2 separate regions of the Homo sapiens genome follow, and region 1 is linked to region 2. A link is a loop called in an ENCODE intact Hi-C map of the cell type or tissue named here. Cell type or tissue: K562. All regions are shown on one strand.

Region 1 (2,500 bases), 86 kb after region 2:
GTAGCTTTGCTTCTTAGCAGCAGTAAAAGTATAGATCTGGTTTTCTCACGGAGTTTATATTTGCCAAAATGTTCCTTGAGTGTGAACTTAGACTTGCCTTAATTCGTACTAATTAGCCCATTTCTGATTTTTACAGTTTTGAAATAATTTTGCTTGGTTTTCACCACAAAGTCATAAGTAAGTCCAGATAATTTTTATTTTCCTGAGTCTTTTTTTTTTTTTTTTTTTTGCTATTGAGTCTCTCTCTGTCACCCAGGCTGGAGTGCAGTGGCATGATCTCAGCTAAACGCAACCTCCACCTCCTGGGTTCAAGCGATTCTCCTATCTCAGCCTCCCGAGTAGCTGGGATTACAGGTGAACGCCACCATGCTGGGCTAATTTTTGTATTTTTAGTGGAGACAGGGTTTCACCATGCTGGTCAGGCCGGTCTTGAACTCTTGACCTCAGGTTATCCACCCACCTCACCCTCCCACAGTGCTGGGATTACAGGTGTGAGCCGCTGTGCCCGGGCTATTTTGCTGATTCTTAAGAGGAAACCGAGGCAAGCCACCAAGTAGGAGGCCAGTAGGTTGGGCCACAATCACTGTGTAGAGCCCAGGTTTCTAGTAGATCAGCATCAAGCTGCCTGCTACTCTTGGCCATTTGTTTGCCATGAAATATTCAGGGAATGTTTGATTTCAAGGTTGAGGGCAGCTCTTTTCCTCATTGCCTTCAGGAGAACTGAACTCAAGCCTTGTTCTCTTCAGGAATTGATGCCCTTTCTGCTTCATTATCCCAGGCTTACTGGCTGAGTCCTCACTGTTCCTCTAGGAAAAGTAGCATAGACTTCATTCCCTCTTGGAGCAGATTTTTACTTTCAGAGCACTTCGGGGGTGGGAAATGTTTGTGTCCGGTTACATGTTGGAAGCCATGCCTGCACAGGGAAAGGAAGATGGGGCAGGGCCCCAGCATCTTTTTGTTTTCAATTTTCTTCAGTGGGTGTGGGAGCCACTTTGCTGCTGGTGGCCCAACTTCTTGTGAGCCTTCAGGTCCTTTCACATTTAGGTTTGTGAGGGGTGATACTGTTCTTTTATTTCACCTTTTTTCCCCCCTTGCAGTAGTATTTGTAGCTAAGTGAAGGGACCGCATATGGTTTGCTACTTGGATAATGGTTTGGGAGCCCCTAGAGCCTTTAAGCTATTTAAAGTCCTGACAGGGTCTTGGGGGAACAAAGACCTCATGCTTGGCTCCTGCTATTTCCTCCCCATCCTTCTCTCTGTCCTCTTCCCTCTCTCATCCTTACTGCGTCTGAGCAATAAATAGCAAGTGCTTCTGAAATACTCTTAGTTGGCTAATGTAATTGAGTAGAAGAACACTCTTTAGACGCAGATTTTTTTTCTTACATGATGGTCTTGAAAATGGTACTTTAATTTCAGGGTGTGCAGGTACCTGTGGAATATAATCATATGCTGTGCACTGGAGATAACGGGTCAGGCTCTTTAAGGACATGAGGCCGCCTAAATTTGCTTTACTTCTTCCCTCTTTGGTCCTGTGAAACTCTTGTTCTCCTACTGGCAAGCTGCCAGGGGACATTTGTAATCAAGACTGTTTCTTGGAATTGCCACTGCCTCTTCTTTTCTGCTCTCACTGTGGCTAGTGTGGGTCCAGACCCCTGGATGGCTTTGGGGGCTTGGGCAGGAAAGGAGACAAGACATGCCTACTCTTGCCATTCCTGTCATGGCCAGGTTGGTTTGCTGTCTTAGATTCTCAGATCCCACACCCAGGCTTCCAGTAGCTGGAACTAAGGAATATTTGGAAATTTTGTTTTGTCACTGTTACTACAATGTTTCCTGGTGTCTTATTTGTATAGAAGTTGGAGGGGTATTGAATTCTCCCATTTTTATTAACCTACTTACTTTTTTTTTTAATTGAACTATTTTGGCATTAATCAAGTTCTCCAGTGTGGCTTTCTGCATTTAATAAAACTCTGACCCCCTCTTTGTTTTATTGCCTTCGATTTAAAAGTCATGGGGCCAAGTGCCTAAAATATAGACATTTTTGTGGCCTGGAGACCTCCTTGCTACTTATTTAAAAATTCACATGGTCAGATACAGTGGCTCATGCCTATAATCCTAGCTCTTTGAAAGGCTGAGGCGGGAGGATCACTTGAACCCAGGAATTTGATATCAGCCCTGGTAACATAACAAGACCCTGTCTCTACAGAAAATTAAAATAATTAGCTGGGTGTGGTGGTGCATACCTATAGTCCCCAGCTACTCGGCAGGCTGAGGTGGAAGGATCATGTGAGCCTGGAACGTCAAGGCTACAGTGAGCCCTTGTCATGCCATTGCATCAGGAGCAACAACATAGCGAGACTGTGTTAAAGAACAAAAATTAAAAAGCACGTTTGTGGGAATCACACCAGACCTACTGAGTCAGATTATCTGGTGTGGGCTTGGTAGTCTGCATGGTTATAAGCTCCCAGGAGATTCTTAGGCACACTGAAACCTGACAACCACCG
Region 2 (2,500 bases):
TCATTCAGTCTGCTAACAGTATCTTGGAGCTTTGCAACCTGCATCAATCTGGACTGGTTTCTCTTTTTGCCTGTTTTAGAGCTGTCATCTTTGGATTTCTTCACCATTGTCCTGAGGGATTTCTTTGCCTTACTCTTGGATTGGAGCTAGGATTGCTGGATCTCACAGCTTTCTCTTTATAATTTGCAACTTTGTTTTAGTGGCATACATTCTCTAACTTCATGGCAAAGAATGCTTGGGAGGTAAATTTTCTGAGACCTTTCATGTCCATTCTCTACATACACTTGATAGTTTAGCTGGATATAGAATTTTATTTTAGAAGTCATTTTCCATTAGAATTGTATCTATCAGTATCACTCCACTGTCAGTAGTTATCAGAAACTTTTTTGATTTCTAATTTTTTTATGGATCTGAAACCATCCTGATTTCTTATCCTTATATATTTTTTTCTTTCTGAAAGGTTTTAGCAAATTCTTTTTGATCCTAGTGTTCCAACATTTCATAGCGATGCACTTTGTTTATCTATATTTGAGCATATTATGCCTCAATGTTTAGTTGTTTTGTTCTGAGACTTTTTCTCCCAACTCTTTTGTTGGTTTCCATCTAGAATCTTTGTTCTCTTTTTTCTAGAACTCCTATTATTTGGTTGTTGGATTTTGTGGGCTCATCTTCCAGTTTTTTTCTCCTATTTTCTGTCTCATCTTCTATTCTTTTTAGATTTCTTTATAGTTACCTTTCAGTAGTTTTATTGACATGATACTGTTTTATTTTTTAAGAACTTTTTTTGTTCTCTGCATGTTTCTCTTTTACTATTTTAAAAAATAAAGTTTTATACTGACTTCAGAGATAAAAATCATCTCTTAGCTTTCTGCGAAATTGATTTTTTTTTTTTTAGTTTCATTTTTACTGCGCACTCACTATGTTCTTCAAGCCTCTCCTCTCCCCTTCTTGGGTTATTTTGGTCCCTTATTTTTCATATTAGAGGCTTTCCTCAGATATTTGCTGAGTCTTGGTTTTCTGTCTTATTTGAGAATAAGATATTAAAACACTGAGTTTAGAAGCAATGACCCTAGTGTGGGATTTAGGGTATACATATTTGCTTGTTTGTTTTTGAGACAGGGTCTTGCTCTGTCACCCAGGCTGGAGTGCAGTGGTGCCATCACAGCTCACTGCAGCTTCAAGCTCATGGGCTTAAGCGATCCTCGTGCCTCAGCCTCCCGAATAGCTGGGACTACAGGTGCACGCTAACACACCTGGCTAATTTTTAAATTTTTTGTAGAGATGAGGTCTCCCTATGTTGCCCAGGCTGGTCTTGAACTCCTGGGCTCAAGTGATCCTCCCACCTTGAGCTCCCAAAGTTGCAGGGATTATAGGTGTGACCCACCATGCCTGGCCAGGGTATACATCTTGAAATCCATCTGCTTCTTACAAAGATTTGAAACCATCCATCATTTTTGGTCCCATTTTCATTCCCAATTGAGATGCTTGATTTGACAGTTTCTGAGTCTTGGCAGATTAGGGAGAGTGGGACTGCGGTATAAATCAGATTGCCTATTGTGTTTTCTCGCCACTGTCTCAGGATTTAGCTTTTGTGAGTCAGTGGAGTAAGTTACTACTCATCCATCTGCTTTCCAGCTTCCAGGGTTTTGTTGCAGTGTTCTCTCTCATTATCTTCTTCCTTTTGGGCTTATGTATAGATACGTTTTACAGATCCCTTTTATCTAGAGGTGTTTAGAGAGGGACCCAAAATAAAGAGCTTACTTCTTTAATTGATGTGTAATATTTCATTGTAGGCTGCAACATAATATTTTTGACCAGTCTCTAATAGGTTTATATTCATGTAGTTGAGAATTTTTTTCGTTATTTAGAAAGTGGAATAAATCTCCAAGTAATTGGCAGTTATTTCCTTAGAAATTATTTGGCTCACATTTGCCAAACATGTCTTTAGAAATGTTAACCAGTATATACCACTAAGTGTGTTCATTTTCTAATATGTTGTAAAACAGGGATTGGACAGCTTTTTCTTAAAGGACCACATTGTAAATATTTTAGGCTTGGTGGCCATGTGGTCTCTGTTGCAACTACTGAACCCTGCCATGGTAGCAGGAGAACAGACATGGACAGTGTGTAAATGAATGGTTGTGGCAATATTCCAGGAAAACTTTATAACAATATGAAGTGGGCTGGATGGCCCTTGGGCCATAGTTTGCCAGCCTTTCTTGTAGAACACTGGATAGCAACATTAAGTTAAAAATGGAAAAAAATACATGCATTACTTTTCATAACCTGGAACTCAACAGCAGTTCTGTATCATTTTACCTGATTTAAAATATCTGTTAGTGGCAAACAGCTTTTTTCAGGGAATCCTAAAAAAGTTCTAAGATACCTGGGACCTTCACATAGTCTGAAAGTCCTGCAAGTCTTCCCTGAGTGATTCTGCTTTCAAGATCATGTGATTGTGAAGCCTTAACAAATAGTGATTCTCTCTTCAACAATCACC

The links. Hi-C counts contacts between places; a loop is a spot of excess contacts. Peaks named below come from ENCODE experiments on the same cell type or tissue, not always from the same donor. Only the 100,000 strongest peaks of a DNase experiment are listed, where the experiment ranks them.
Region 1: a loop joins it to region 2, with 2.2 times the contacts of the local background. A loop is called at or near these places in 4 of 110 quality-filtered maps.

Annotation. Positions count from the first base shown.
Region 1 is chr7:127,796,682-127,799,181 of GRCh38, forward strand. All of the region lies in intron 10 of SND1 (staphylococcal nuclease and tudor domain containing 1), which reads left to right. Among named protein-coding and RNA genes, the nearest start is that of SND1, 150 kb to the left of the region's middle. RefSeq lists a silencer at 2,147-2,494. In K562, no CTCF peak of the experiment used is centred here; a DNase peak (open chromatin) is centred at 1,500.
Region 2 is chr7:127,711,065-127,713,564 of GRCh38, forward strand. All of the region lies in intron 9 of SND1 (staphylococcal nuclease and tudor domain containing 1), which reads left to right. Among named protein-coding and RNA genes, the nearest start is that of SND1, 60 kb to the left of the region's middle. In K562, no CTCF peak of the experiment used is centred here; no DNase peak of the experiment used is centred here.